Linked DNA regions of Homo sapiens: region 2 is linked to region 1. A link is an interaction called in ENCODE POLR2A ChIA-PET data of the cell type or tissue named here. Cell type or tissue: A673. All regions are shown on one strand.

Evidence for each region. Peaks named below come from ENCODE experiments on the same cell type or tissue, not always from the same donor. Only the 100,000 strongest peaks of a DNase experiment are listed, where the experiment ranks them.
Region 2: POLR2A ChIA-PET joins it to region 1 with 16 read pairs; 3 of 35 experiments call an interaction of 5 or more read pairs at or near these places.

The regions. Positions count from the first base shown.
Region 1 is chr7:36,022,232-36,030,231 of GRCh38, reverse strand. It overlaps LOC105375233 (a long non-coding RNA gene), which reads right to left. Exons shown (of 4, transcript NR_187894.1): 2 at 419-621. LOC124901616 (a long non-coding RNA gene) reads left to right here and starts at 1,747. Exons shown (of 2, transcript XR_007060288.1): 1 at 1,747-2,125; 2 at 2,820-3,010. In A673, no CTCF peak of the experiment used is centred here; no DNase peak of the experiment used is centred here; H3K27me3 peaks cover 444 bases.
Region 2 is chr7:36,168,731-36,176,730 of GRCh38, reverse strand. All of the region lies in intron 2 of EEPD1 (endonuclease/exonuclease/phosphatase family domain containing 1), which reads right to left. Among named protein-coding and RNA genes, the nearest start is that of EEPD1, 19 kb to the right of the region's middle. In A673, no CTCF peak of the experiment used is centred here; no DNase peak of the experiment used is centred here.

The DNA.
Region 1 (8,000 bases):
CACAGAATTTTGGAGGGACATGCTCAATCTGATAATAGATACCTTTAGGGGTATATTTTCAGCCCTCAATAATCTCCTGGGAGCTGCCTTTCTATTACATGACAATGACCTCCCCACAGTAGGTAACCTGATGAAGGCAATCAGATTCATTCTCCTTGGAGCTTGGAATTGTGACTAATGCATTGGTCTCAGATTGGGCTGGTTAGCTTGAGCAGATACATAAACCCAGAGGCTATGAAGCAGCTGGGTTTGTCCTCACGTAGGACAAAGCAGTGAGTCTGTCTGTAGAGTGGGAGAATGAGAAGAACAGAGAAATGAGACAGGGGGCAATCAGGCCTGTATCCCTGGGTCTCTCTAAGACGGCTTTCCAATAAAGGTCCATTGTGGCTGAAGCTCATTTGAGGTAGGTTTCACTTACCTGCAACCCAAGGCAATGACATCAGTGCCTTGAGCCACAGTCCCTCAGCATTGCTGGTTGTCCTTCTGCCAGTCTTGTCCTCTTAGCCCTGGGCAGGACAGGAAGCTGTGGGAGGAAACACCTCATGCTCCTAGGGGCTTCGTAGGCAGGTGTTCCCTTCCAGGCTGCTCTAGTGTCCGCTGTCTCAACTGGGTCTTCCTAGCCTGGCAAAGAGGAGAAGAGGTTAAAGCCCTCACTGTTTCCATCTCCCTTGACACCAATGAAAAGAAAAACAAGAAAAACATCTCTTCCAAAACAGCAAGTCAGCAGAACCAGCGGAGGAGCAAGTCATCAATTTTTTTCTAGAAAACTGGCAAACACTTTTCAAGGGTGTTAAAGATAATCAGACACAAAAATAAGACTTAATTAGGCACTAGTTTTGCCCTCAAGAAAACTGAACCCAAAGATGAAAACGTGTAGGCTTTGAAGAGAGCATTCTGGAAAATCAATAAAAGAAGTCAGTGCCATCTGACTGCTAATTTTTTTTTTTTTTTTGAGACGTCTTGCTCTGTCACCCCGGCTGGAGTGCAGTGGCACAATCTCCACTCACTGCAACCTCCACCTCATGGGTCCAAGCCATTCTCCTGCCTCAGCCTCCTGAGTAGCTGGGACTACAGGCATGCACCACTGTGCTCAGCTAATTTTTGTATTTGTAGTAGAGACAGGGTTTCACCATGTTGGCTGGGCTGGGCTTGAACTCCTGACTTCAAGTGATCACCCCACCTTGGCCTCCAGAAATGTCTTCCAACAGAAATGCTGCACCCAGCCTGATTGCTAATTTTTTAGAGTGGATATTTTGTCTCACATTTCACCATGGGCTTTGGAAGATGAATTCACATGCCTTTCTCTCTTCACTGGGCATTTTAACAACATTGTAAAATCCATCAGCTAAGATTTCTCAAAGTCCCCCAAACCAATCTAGCTCCCTTTTTACCTGCCTTTGTATACTGGGGCTTGTATAAGATTTTATTTCAAAAGGGGTTCTGCAGCTACCAATGGCCTCGGAAACTCTTACGGACAGCACTCCAGAAGGAAGAAATGAGGCAATGTTCACTTCTTTTCGAGGCATTCATCACATATCTGGACCACTGCCTCCAACCCCACCCGCCAAGTTCACCATTTCCCTTGCGATGGAAGGAAAAAGCCCTGGCCCACGGGGTTGCTCTGAAAAGGTGGCCAATTCACTTTCTTTTTTTTGTTTGTTTCCTTTTTTGAGACAGAGTCTTGCTCTGTCGCCCAGGCTGGAGTGCAGTGGCACGATCTCGGCTCATTGCAACATTCGCCTCCCGGATTCAAGCGATTCTTCTGCCTCAGCCTCCGGAGTAGCTGGGATTTCAGACACTTTCTTCTTTCACTTTTACTGACAGAAACTTGTTCAGAGGAGAAAGCCCAGGTGCTCTGGCCTGAGGCTCTGACCAAAACTATCTTCGACATCACTTTAAACAGTTAAAGAAGTAGTAACTTTGAAGGTTTGGCCGGGGTGTGTGTGTGTGTGTGTGTGTGTGTGTGTTGCCAAAGATGGCAACTTCCGGATAGGTCTTTGCTTGATAAAAAGATATTAGCTGCCTTTTCAGTTGTGGAAGTTGAGGCCCAGGACACAGTTTGAATGAGGTGGCTGGGGCAAAGGAAGACAACGTCCATTTTCTGAGGAGCTATGCTGCAGAGAGGGTGAGTAGGTGGCCTGGGGACTGGGGAAGCTGGGGTTTCGGTGGGCAGGGAATAAAGGTCTTGGGAGGAAGAGGGGGCAGCACCGAGGCAGCTGGCCTGGGTCGAAGGAGAAGTGGCCGGAGACCCTCCGTGCTGTAGATGGGAGGTGAGCTCAAGGACGCGATGTCAAATACTCAAGTTCCTGAACCCCCCTCCAACACCTCCAAACCTTCAGTAATGCCTGTGGTGTGCCTGCCTGGAAAGCACACTCGAGGGAGGGCTGGAGGAATGTTCTGGAGCAAGCCAGGGGCCACAGAAACATGGAGAGGGGGCAAGAATGTGCCCAAAGATGGTCACGGAGGGGCTGGGGACAGGTTTCGGCAAGAGAGTCCCCAATTTGCCTTCTGCCCCAGAACTCCTCAGACAGAGTAGGGACAGCCCTGGACTTAACACATTTATGTGGGAAAAGAGTGAGAGTTATTTTGGGTGTTAAAACAGCTGGTGATCCCAGAAGGTGGAAGAACTTGGGGATAATTGGGACATGAAATGATCTACAGCAGTTGGTGTTCTAATCTCTCTTTCCTTATATCTCTTCTTTCCTTGCTTCCATTTTTCACATCTTGTATTTCTCTCTTCAAGGAAATGATATATTTCTTTTCAGTGCAAATCCAGTGTCTGCTCTTGATTTTGAGCTTTCTCTCTTTTGTCTCTCAAGACGTACAAAGCAGCTGCCAACTATTCCATGGTTTCCCAGCTGGAGAAGCCCTACCTTCACAGCATCCTTGAAGCAGACACCCCAAGGGAGCACCTACCTGGGGCACCCCAGGCTGGCACCAACATACAAAGTGGTCAAAAATGTGCTGTTACCCTTCAAGGGGCTGCTTAATAAATCACAGTTTTACTTCCCTCTTTGGTCCAAAAGTTTTGAGAGAGAGAGCGAGCACATGTGTATGTGTCCTTCACAGGACACCATAAGAAAGTAAAGAGACAACCCATAAGATGGGAGAAAATATTTGCAAATTACATTTCTGATAAGGCATATCTGATAAACGCTTACAACTTAATAATTTTTTTTAAAAAATGACCCAATTAAAACCGTTAGCAAAGGGTCTGAATCGACATTTCCCCAAGGTAGGTAAACATATGGCCAATAAGCACATGAAACTATGCTCAACACCATTTGCCATCAGGGACATGAAAATCAAAACCACAATGAGATACCACATCACACCTAACAGAGTGGCTAAAATTTAAAAAGACAGCAAGAACAAGTGTTGACAAAGATGCGGAAAAATATTTGGTGGTGGTGGAAAAGATTTATTTTGCTGGTAGAAACTGCTAATGGAAAAGGTTAAGCATAGAGTTAAACAATTTTTTTTTTTTTTGGCACAGGGCCTGGCTGTCACCTAGGCTGGAGCGCAGTGGCAGGATCTCAGCTCACTGCAACCTCTGCCTCCCACACTCAAGCAATCTTCCCACCTCAACCTCCCACCTCACCATTACCCTTGCAATGGAAAGAAAAAGCTTTATCAGATACACCTTATCGGATATGTAATTTGCAAATATTTTCTAGAGTAGCTATTTCTAGAGTAGCTAGGACTATAGGTGCCACCACGTCCAGCTAATTTTTGTATTTTTTTGAGAGACAGAGTCTCACTTTATTGCGCAGGCTGGTCTGGAACCCCTGAGCTCAAACAATCTACCTGCCTCAGCCTCCCAAAGCGCTGGGATTACAGGTGTGAGCCACCTCACCCAGCTAGAGTTACAATTTAACCGGACTGAAACATATGTCCACAAAAAAGCTTGTCCACAAATGTTCATAGCACGTTATTCAAAAAAACCCAAAAGTGGAAAAAACCCAAATGTCCATCGTTTCATGAATGGGTAATACATTGTGACATATCCAAACAATGGAATCTTAATTCAGCAATCCGAATGACTGAAAGACTGATATATGCTACAACATTGACAAAGCTTGAAAACATGCTAAGTGAAAGAAGCCAGACACTAAGCATCATAAATTCTGATTGCATTTGTATGAAATGTCCAGAACAGTCAAATTCATAGAGACAGAAAGTACGTCTATGGTTGCCTAGGACCGGAGGTGGGTGTGGATGGGGAAGGGACTGACTGCTGCCAGGTACCACGTTTCATCTGGGATGATGAAAATGCTCTAAAACTGATTGTGGTGATGGTTGCCCACCTCCGTGAATATTCTAAAAGCCATTAAATGATTCACTTTAAATGGGTGAATGATATGGTATATGTGTTATAAAAAAAATGTAGGCAATGTATTGTTTTCTCTAAGACTTCTAAGCACTTGGATTTTTTGTTTGTTCAAACTTTTATCATTAACTTCTAGTATTCTGTCATTGTGGTCAGAGAATGTTGCCAAAATAATTTCTTTGAAATTAATTAAGAATTTCTTTGTGGCTTAGTGTATGATCAATTTTTATTAATCTTTTTCAGTATTTGAAATGTACATATATTTAACGACTTATTGAGCACTTAAGTATGTCAGGTGCTATCCTGGATACTTCACACACATGAGCTCTGCTCTCAATTCTGTAGTGGCCACCTTCATTTCACAGTGGTGGTGCCGAGGCCCACAGGAGTTAATCCCAGTTCCAGTGAACGGGGGTCCTGGGAACTGAGCCCTAGCCTGTCTGGCTCCCAGAAGCCTGCTCACCGCACTTGGTCACAATGCCCTTTTAAATGGTTTTTGTTGATGCAAATGGCCTTTCCTTTGACAAGAGCATTGGGTCATTTCTCTCCTTATCTGGGGCTCACATTGATGTAGTTAAAAGACTATTTTGCAGGAGCATTTCCTTCCTCACATTATTGCTTCAATTCGGCAGTTAAAACTTGACTAGTGAATTTGAGACATAGAAAATGCAGAAAAAAAGCAAAGTGATTCTCAAAAGGACCTAGAAGATGTGAATAAACTGAAAGACCATGTAACTGAATGGATAAATTGAATATGGTTAGGCTAGCCAATTTCCCCCTGATTAATATATCGTACATTTAATACTCCTGTGAGATTTTAAAAACTTGTCTAAATAACTCTGAAATTCATCAGAAAGTAAAATCATAATCTGAATAGCTAGAAAGTTTTTAAAAACTAGAGTAATGGAAGGGTCTTATTCTACATAATATTAAACAGTGTCATGAAGCCATGCTAAAGATGCAGGAAGATAGAAGAGGGAATTTGATGCTTAACTCTGTGGAACAAAGTAGATACCACTGGGGGAAAAAACCCAAGTAAAAGAAGAACTAAGTGTCTGACATGTGGCATTTAATTCAGTGAAGAAAGAGAATATTGTTTAAAAAATGAGGCTGGGATGATTGGTTAGTTATTTTGGGAAACATTTTAACTCCTCACTACATAAAACTTTAAAACTTTGCAATACTAAAAACACTATTAACAAAATTTTAGGACAAACTTTAGATTGGAAAAATTTGTAACAAATATGCTATATGGTTTTGATTTATAAAGGGCTTTTACAAATCAGTGAGAAAATTGCTGACATCTCCCAATGGACAAAGGGCATACATAGGCTTTAAAAGCACTGAATGTATAAATAGCCAATAAGCCAAAAAAAGAAGGTTCAGCTTCTGCACTAATTGAAGAAGTACAAATCCAAACAAATAAAAAATAATTAACTGTTGAAAGACAAAATTTCCTATTTGCCGTTGTTCACTGTAATAGTTTTGGCAAAATCTTAGAAAAACAGCATTCTCATTGCTAATAGGGATATAAATCCATGAAAACTTCCTGGGGCCAATTTGAAAATATACCTCAAAAGACTTAAAAATATCTATTTATTGCGATCTAACAATAATAGTACTAGGAATTCTTCCTTTAAAAAATGGAAAAGGGAAAGGAAAGGAAAAGAAGCCGTGAATACCAAAATAGGGGATTAGTAAAACATGTCAGGGCACAACCATTCAATAAACTATTTTGCAGCCTTTAAAAATGATGTAGGAGGGTCAGGAGCGGTGGCTCACACCTGTAATCCTAACTCTCTGGAAGGCCAGGGTGGGAGGACTGCTTGAACCCAGAAGTTCAAGACCAGCCTAGGCAACATACTGGGACCCTATCTCTGTAATAAATAAAAAATATATCCGGGTGTGGTGACTTACGCCTCTGGTCCCAGCTACTCGGAAGGCTGAGTCAGGAGGATTACTTGAGCCCAGGAGTTGAGGAGCTGAGGCTGCAGTGATGGTCCTGCCACTGCACTCCACCCTGGGCATCAGAGTTAGACCCGCCTCAAACATCAAAAAAAAAAAGATGTAAGAGAGGAGAACTGGAAAAATGCTTCAACGTGCAAGCCTTCTCAAGTGGGTTGCCTGCAGGGCTGTGTTGGGAAGGTTTCTGAGGTTTTTTCTGGGTGGGAGCAATGTCATAATTGATGGGTTACTTTCCATCCCCGTGATAAAAAGCCACATAATGATATGTAAAGATGTTCAATTTTTGTTAATTAAAATTACATGAATATACACATTAACAAGGACAGAAAGACCCCTTGGCACACTGCAGTAAGAAGGGCACCCCTGTGACGTTCTCCCCCAAAATCCCTAACACAAGTGCCATTATGAGGAAAACATGAGACAAACCCCAACTGAGGAATATCCTACTGAAAACCTGATCAGTGCTCCGTAAAAATGCAGTGATCACAAAGAATAAGAAAAGACTGATAAACTCACAGAGTGGAGGGGACTGAGGAGACTGGATGACTGAATGCTCTGTGGAGTCCTGGATGTGATCCAGGATTGGAAAAGGACATTCATGGACAAACTGGTGAAACCCAAATAAAATCTGTAGTTTAGTTAATAGTCTTGTACCAGTGTTAACTTCTCCATTTTCACAAATGTAGCCGTGGTTTTGTAAGATGTCAACATTACAAGAAGCTGAGTAAAGGGTAATGGGAACTCTCTGTACTGTCTTTACAACATTTTGTAAACCTAAAATTATTACAAATTTTTAAAATGTTTAAATGGAGGGAATGCTAAAAATGAGTCTACAGTTAAGCAAATATTCAGTCTGGTGTAATGCTATTCAGAGTTTTTTTTTCTGATAATCAATACATAGAACATTTTATTTTTCATTGCAATGACTTTTTAAAACTTAATTTTTAAAATTTTAGATTTGGGGTAAATGTGCAGGTTTGTTACATGGATATATTGAGTGATGCTAAGGTTTGGGCTTCTATTGAACCCCTCACCCAAATAGTGAGCATAGTACCCTATATGTAGCCTTTCAACCCTTGCCCTCCCACCTCCATCTCTCTCCCCACTTTTGAAGTCCACAGTGTCTATTGTTTCCGTCTTTATGTTGGTGTGTATACCTATTGTTTAGCTCTCACTTATAAGTAGGAACATGCGGTATTTGATTTTCTGCTTCAAATCACACATTTTTTTTAAACTAGTCATATCCAATAATAAAATGCTAGTGTTAGTGCAAGGCAGTAATAGATGTTATTTTTGTTTCCTGTATTTTAAAATTTCCTTCCATATACATATATTAATAATTGTATTTAACTATTTTAAAAATCATAAAGAGAAAAAGCAACATACTCTGGTCTGGATTCAGAAAAGTCCTCCCAGGGCCAGCAGACCGCAACCCTTGTAGTCCAAGCTGGCACTGAAAAGGCAATGAGATGCACGCTGGAGAGAAATGGAGAGCTTTCCAGGAAAGCCAAGCATTGCAATGCAAAGTGCGTTCAGGCTGTGAACCACAGTGGGACAAAAAGGCCTTGAGAACTTTTGGCAAAAGTACACTCCGTGCGTGAGCAAGAAAAGCATCTCACAGAGAGAAAAGCATCTCTCTCCGTGTCCTTCGACGGCCAGGAAGATGTGCAGCCAGGAGGCAGGGAAGGTTTTCCAGGCTCAGGTG
Region 2 (8,000 bases), 150 kb before region 1:
ATCAAGTTAGCATGATCTGAAGTCAATATACTATCTTTTTAATTATAGATGTTTCTCTGTACACAAAAAGAACACTTTATTCCAGTGAAACTTTCATTTTTGTTTTATGGAGTCATTACTAAGAAAAAATTATAAACTCCTCTACAGAAGTACAAACAGCAGTGCTTGAGTATCACCAACCCTGAGAATACTTTACCTGCATGTTCACAGCTATCATAGCGCTACGACATAGCATCTGAACCGAAATAACTTTATTCCGACATCCGTTACATGGGAGAACTTGCGGAATTCACGAGGCTCCCATGAGACCTGATTTTCCTACCCTAAAATGAGGCTCAGGGGTAGGAAACCCTGCCTCTTCTTTGCTTCTTCCAAACTTCTGCTCTTCGGCAGACTGTGAGGGAGAGGGTTGTCTTCAGGCCACTCCTGGAGTGATTTGCTGTCTTCCAAACGCACTGAGCATCCTCGCCCCAGCCACCACCAGCAGGCCTGGCTTTATCCTCTTCAGGAATCTTCCTTCCCAGGGGCCTTTCTCAGAGGTTCTGCCCTGAGAGGCCAGGCCCCACCCTTTCCCCCACTGCATCACCAGGGCAGTGGATCTGCTTGTGGCTCCCAAGTTCCTCCTTTACTCAGGAAGTCCCAGCGAGAGGCAGGGGAGGGCGAGGGTTCCCTGGGCCTCCCCTCCTCAGACCTGCCTTCTACTCACACGGCTCACTCAGGGCTGAAAGGGCCCACGCCACAGCCTGCAGCCTCTCAGCTCTCCCAGAGAGGCCACACAGAGTCATCACCTCACAGGGACCCGGCAGTGACCTGCTCAGCCCCTCTGGCTTCACCTCCTCCCCGTTCAGCCAAGGCTGCAGGGTCTGAGGCTTCTACTATAGCCAAGGAAAATTTGTCAGGTCCAGCTGCGGTCCCCACAGTGGTGGCACCGCTCCTTGTACCTTTAAAATGGCTCTGGAGCAGCGGCTCTCAACTGGGAATGATTCTGCTCCTAAGAGCATGTTCATCTGGCAGTGTCTGAAGACACTGAGCTGTCACACCCAGGAAGGGAGGTGGGGTTCTCATGTCATCTAGGGAATAGAACCAGAGATTCACTAAACGTCCTACAAAACACAGGCCAGCCCCTACAACAGTCATCTGGCCCAAAATGTCAACTAAATGTGACTCTAATAATCTCAAATTAAAAAAAAAAAAGTCAGGGTCAGGCACAATGGTTCACCCCTGTAATCCCAACACTTTTGGGGGCCAAGGTGGGAGGATCGCTTGAACCCAGGAGTTTGAGACCAGCCAGGGCAACATGGTGAGACCTCATCTCTACAAAAAAATTTAAAAATTAGTCAGGCGTGGTGGCACGCACCTGTGGTCCCAGCTGCTCGGGAGGCTGAGGTGGGAGGATCACTTAAGCCCAGGAGTTCGAGGCCGCAGTGAGCTATGATCACGCCATGGCAGACCTGCTGCAAAGCACATCCTACTTTATCTGTGAGGGCTGTTAAATCAAGTTTAGTGTAAAGCTGCCTCCTTACATATTTTAAGTTCAGCCTAAAGGTTTCTCTGTGCACAGTGAACTATAACCTATGTGGAGGTGTCAATAGACTGTAACCTAGTCTTGTGCCAATCACTGAGTTTTTGCCAGTCAAAGGGGATCAACGGTTTAAACCATGGTCAAATAAGGCAAACCTTGTAACCAATCCAGCTCTTTCTGTACCTCACTAATGTTTTCTGTACGTCACTTTCCTCCTTCTGTCCATAAATCGTCTTCCACTGCATGACTGTGCTGGAGTCTCTCTGAGCCTACTCTGGCTTGGGAGGCTGCCCAATTTGGGCATCGTTCCTCACTCAATTAAACTCTATTAAATTTAATTTGGCTAAGGTCTTTCTTTTAACAGGGCAAATATCAGCCCTTACTGATTAGTTGACTGCTAAGTTTTTTAATCTTAGAAATGGACTGGTATTTTGAAGAGGATTCTAAGAGGCATGTAATCTCTTTGATCCAGGTATCCACACTTGTACAGGGCCTGCACACAGGAGGGTATGTCACCATTCACCCAGTGAAAGCGATCAGAAGGCAGAGAAGGCCGGTGTCTTGGAGGAGACAAACAGCATATGAAGGGCTCTGGAAATACACACTGATTTAGAACTAGCAGCAAACATCAACCCCTCCTCATCCAGCAGCTGCCTGGCGGAGACCAGGGCCTGTGTAACATGGGTAGGGAGGCAGTAATTGATCCAGGATCACAGAATGTCCAGGGCAATGGATTACAGCTATGCTTTATGCACTAGCATTCCCTCCAGGGCCCTAATGCAGAGCAGCACCTCTTTTACCAGCATCATGTGTTACGCTTCCTCATAAGATTTCATTTAATGAAAGGCTTCCTTGCCTGAAAAGAATTTTAAAACCACTGATCCAGAATCTGTGTATCAGGGTGTATCAATTAAGATTCTTAATTGCAAGAAACAGAAATCAACAATGCTTGATTTAAGCAGAGAAGTACTTTGCTAAAAGGATATTAAGGAGGTAAGCGTGGGTAATCGGGAACAAGACGCAAACATGCCCCAGAACTGGTCGGGTAAGGACCCGACTGCAGCAATCCCAAGCCCCCAGTGCCACAGCCTGTGCAGCCAACAGCACCAGCCCTGGCCACCACTTACTGCCACCAGCCACACAGTCTCTGCCATCCCAAGGACTCAGCCCTGTATAAACTATTCCCACAGCCAGACTGAGCTCTTCATAGTCCCTCAGCTTTTGGTGCCACTGGCTCTCCATCAGAGATCAGGATGATTACACGGACCTGTAGGGCCCAGACCCTAGCTGCAAAGGATGCTGGAAAGTGAATCTCTGCATTTGTATTTTTCCCACTGGGTGGTGGACTCTGCTGCCCACCATGTGTCATAAGGAAGGACATTTTCCAAGCACAGAAAGGGATCTAAAAGGATGACAGTGGGTACACACAGAAAAAACTCTCTCAAGCCATGTTCTTCCTCTACCCTCATACCACAACAATCAACACAGAAGAGTTCTGTGACTGTATTGGTTGATTTTCACACTGCTATAAAGATATACCTGAGACTGGGTAATTTATAAACAAAAGAGGTTTAATTGACTCACAGTTCTGCATGGCTGGGGAGGCCTCAGGAAACTTACAATCATGGTGGAAGGGGAGGAAGGCAGGTCTTACATGGCAGCAGAAGAGAAGCTGGGGGTGGGGAACTGCCAAACACTTTTTTTTTTTTTTAAGACGGAGTCTCACTCTGTCGCCAGGCTGAAGTACAGTGGTGCAATCTCAGCTCACTGCAACCTCCACCTCCTGGGTTCAAGTGATTCTCCTGCCTCAGCCTCCCGAGTAGCTGGGATTATAGGTGCACATTACCACACCCAGCTAAGTTTTTTTTTTTTTTTTTTTTTTTAAGTATAAACGGGCTTTCACCATGTTGGCCACGATGGTCTCAATCTCCTGACCTCGTGATCCGCCCCCCTTGGCCTCCCAAAGTGCTGGGAGCCAAACACTTTTAAACCATCAGATCTCATCAGAACTCACTCACTATCATGAGAACAGCATGGGGGAAACCGTCCCTATGATTCAAACCCCTCCCACCAGGTCCCTCCCTTGACATGTGGAGATTACAGTTCAAGAAGAGATTTGGGTGGGGACACAGAGCTAAACCATGTCAGTAACTGAATGTGTAGTGTTTTTTCCACACAAACCAAGCATCAGACACTAGCTGGGTGTCCTCCAATTCTGTTTCTATACTATCTACCTGGAGGTAGTACCAGACCCCACCCACTTGGGGCTCAGTCTCCAAGACTGCCCCCAATCCCCCTGCCCTCCCCACCCCCCAGCCTTCAGACACTAGTCGTAAGTCTGAGCCTCCAGAACTTCTGACCAACTGGCTTCAAGTTGAGGTTTCCATGATCCTTTTTTTTGGGTTTGGTTAATTTGCTGAAGCAACTCACAGAAACACTGACTTAAGGTTTATTGGCTTATTATAAAGCAGAGGTGTACAATCTTTTGGCTTCCCTGGGCCACAATGGAAGAAGAATTGTCTTGGCCTCACATAAAATACACTAACACTAATGATAGCTGATGAGCTAAAAAAAAAAAAAAAAAAAAAAAACTCATAATATTTTAAGAAAGTTTATAAATTTGTGTTGGGATGTGTTCAAAGCCATCCTGGGCTGCATGCAGCCTGCAGGCCATGGGTTGGACAAGCTTGTTATAAAGGATACTGGAAAGGATACAGATGAAGGGATGCATAGGGCAAGGTACGGCAGAAGGGGCACAGAGCTTCCATGCCCTCCCTGGGTCTCTGCCCTCTAGGAACCTCCACATGTTCAGCCATCTGGAAGTTCTCGAACCCAGTCCTCTTGGGTTTCTATGAAAGCATTCCTTCTCTCAGGGTATGAGACAGGCCCCTCTCAGGGGAGGGTCTTAGGAAAAGACCCACAATCAAAAAGGAGGGGAAGATTAGAGTCCTACCTTGAGGCAGGTGAAAGAAAGGCAGAAGAGAGATTCTACTTTCCTGAGGCTTAACACGCCCAACATTATAACAAAAGACTGTAACTAGGGATATGGCAGTTATGAGCTAGGAATCGTGGACAAAAACCAGTGTATATCATAACACCACAGTAAGACAGAAGAGCCCTGAGTCCCCAAGAAAGTGAAATACACTGACAAGACAGAGAAAAAGGGCCCAAGTATTATTTATATTGTATGTATAAATATTTAACATAAACATCTATAAGCATTTTTTTATGTTTTAAATATTTCATATAAAAAGTGAAGTCCCCTCCTGGACATCAAAAATGAACTTCACAGTTTGGTCTTGAACTATGTAAAACACCAAGGTCATGGCACCTGACTCTGATGTTAGCAGCCATCAGGCAGGTTGCTTTGAAACTGAATCAGATGCCAGCTACCAACAAGCTTGGCTGAAACTAACTACAGAGAAGAGCTTACAATTAATGAGTGAGAGGCAGTATATGGCCAACTGTATATATAGGTACACTTCCCAACTATACTTACTCACTGTGAAAGTGGAAGAAGCAAAGACACAATTAACACCAAAGATAAAGATCTATTTTGAAAGATGGGTATATTTATAATTCACACACACTCAGACACTCTGTGGGTGGAGACACGTACAGACATATGTCTGTGGTCAGACACATACAAATCCATGGAGATGTGAGAAGCGAGAAAGATTTAGTAAAACAAGATTCAATCAATGATGTCTGAACTATGAAAGATAATTCCAAGGGCTTTGATCTCAAAGCCTGATAAAGTCTGACTTACTGCTGGAGTTGTTTTGTACAAGTGAAATTAATTTTAAACACTTACAATTTAGAGTCACCATATATGTTTTTTGGTTTGTTTTAAGCCAGCAACATGAGTTTTGGCTTTTCTGCTGGGTCCACTCTTTTGTGTATCTATTCACACAGAGTATACCTTGAAAATCTGAGGTTTAGCGTACAGCCAAAATTGATTTATACCTGAAAAACATGAAGCATGGGGCTGGGCATGGTGGCTCATGCCTGTAATCTCAGCACTTTGGGAGGCCAAGGTGGGAGGATTATCTGAGCCCAGGAGTTCAAGACCGGCCTTGGCCGCATAATGAGGCTCCCTCTCTACATAAAAAAATAATAATTAGCCAGGTGTGGTGGTGCACACCTGTAGTTTCAGCTACTTGGGAGGCTGAGGCAGGAGGATTGCTTGAGCCTCGGAGTTTGAGGCTGCTGTGAGCTGTGATCAGGCCACTGTACTCCACAGCCTGGGTGACAGAGTGAGATCTTGCCTCAAAACAAAACAAAACAAAAGAAGCATGGAAAAAAGTAAAATGAACTAAAACTATTCTACTCCGAGTGAGAAGATAAGATGGAAGGAGACAGAAATGATATGGTAATAAGGACACTTAAACATTGGACTGGATCTCCATTGTGGTCGGGGGGATGAACAGGTAATCTATGGTGAATGACCAAGCAACATTCAGAAGCCAAAACTAGCTGGAAATCTTAAGAACACAGCATTTTTATAGATTAGACATATTTTTAAAGGCGATGTCTAAGGGCATATATGTAATACTTTGCACTTGGAATCTATGGGAGGGGGAAGAAGAAAAAAAGATAATTTAATCTTTCTTGAGGGGAGCTCTGAAAAAAAAAAAAAAAAGACACTTTTAACATGAAACCAAAGAGAAGCAGGTCCCTGCAATGACTGATACAGGGTTCCATGAAGAGAAGAGCATAATGACTTAACTCTCCACAGCAGGAGTTAAAAGAACAGGAAATAAACATTTTATATATACAAAATATATACTTTTTTTTTTTGAGACAGAGTCTTACTCTGTCACCCAGGCTGGAGTGCAGTGGCACGACCTCAGCTCACTGCAACCTCTGCCTCCCGGGTTCAAGCGATTCTCCTGCCTCAGCCTCCTGAGTAGCTGGGATTACAGACATGCGCCACCATGCCCAGCTAATTTTTGTATTTTTAGTAGAGACAGAGTTTCATCATGTTGGCCAGGCTGGTCTCGAACTCCTGACCTCAGGTGATCTTCAGGTCTGCCTCGGCCTCGCAAAGTGCTGGGATTACAGGCGCGAGCCACCGCACCCGGCCAAAATACATAATTTTGAACGTACATAGAAAATGTCATTTGTGGATGCCGGCAGCAATCTATGGAAGGTGTTCCTTCAAGGTTATTTCCTGGCCCAAGGGCCTGTGATTTGCAGATATTGTGATGAAACTGCCAGAGCTCACCTCTCATTGGAGTTATTTTGATGAAATTTCTAAAGCTCACCTGGCATACTATCCATTATATTTTGGCTTTTGATAAAAAAAGTGCTAAACTTCCATCAAAAATGCATAACTTCAGTGTGAAAACCAGAGGACACCAAATACTTCTCCAGGACATTGTTTAAGCCCAGTTCAGACAGAACATTCCAGCCAGACTCATGAAGCATCCCAAATGAAGTTCTCCAGGCTCCTTCCCAGATGCGGGGTTTGTTTCTGTAGGATGTTGGGTACTTTTTCCTATTACAAAACAGTTATTCCAGGTTATGTCCTGGTACAATGACTCCATGACTAAGGGGCGAGGAAGAGGGGAAGAGGGAGTGAAAGGAAATCAACACAAAGATACCTTGTATTTTTTCAGCTTAGAAACAAGTTTGAAAATGACCCACACAGATCTGAATAGACATTTTTCCAAAGAAGATATACAAATAACCAATAAACATATGACAAGATGCTAAACGTCATTAGTTATTAGGGACATGCAATTTAAATCCCCAACAAGATACCACTTCACACCCACTAGCATGGCTTTCATCAAAAAGACAGACAATAACAACTGTTGATGAGGATGTAGAGAAATAGCCCCTCATACATTGCTGGTGGAAATGTAAAATGGTGCAGCCACCCTGGAAAACAATCTGGCAGTCCCTCAAAAAGTTAAACTTAAATTAACATAAAATAAACAAAAAATTACTCCAGCAACTCCACTCCTAGGTATATACCCCAAAGAAATGAAAATATATGTCTACATAAAAACTTGTACATGAATGTTCTTAGCAGCATTATTCACATAATAGCCAAAAAGTGGAAACAACCCAAACGTCCATCACCTGATGAATGGATAAAGAAAATGTGGTACATCTATATAGTGGAAAATTATTCAACTATTAAGAAGAAAAAGAAATACTGATACACACTTCACCACGGATAAACCTCGAAAACATCATGCTAAGTAAAAAAGTCAGGCACAAAAGGTCACATACTATACAATTTATAAGCAATATCCAGAATCCTGGGATGAGGAGAAGGAAATCTTCAAATTGAATCAGATGACTTCCTAAAGCGCTTGCAGGGCAGTACCCCCAAGAGGACAGGGTCCTTTACCCCCAGTTAAATCTGTCTCTTCATACTTCTAGATCTAGAAAGGCTAGGAAACAACTGTCCCCCCTCCCCCAACCTTTTTTTTTTTTTGAGACAGAGTCTTGCTCTGTCGCCCAG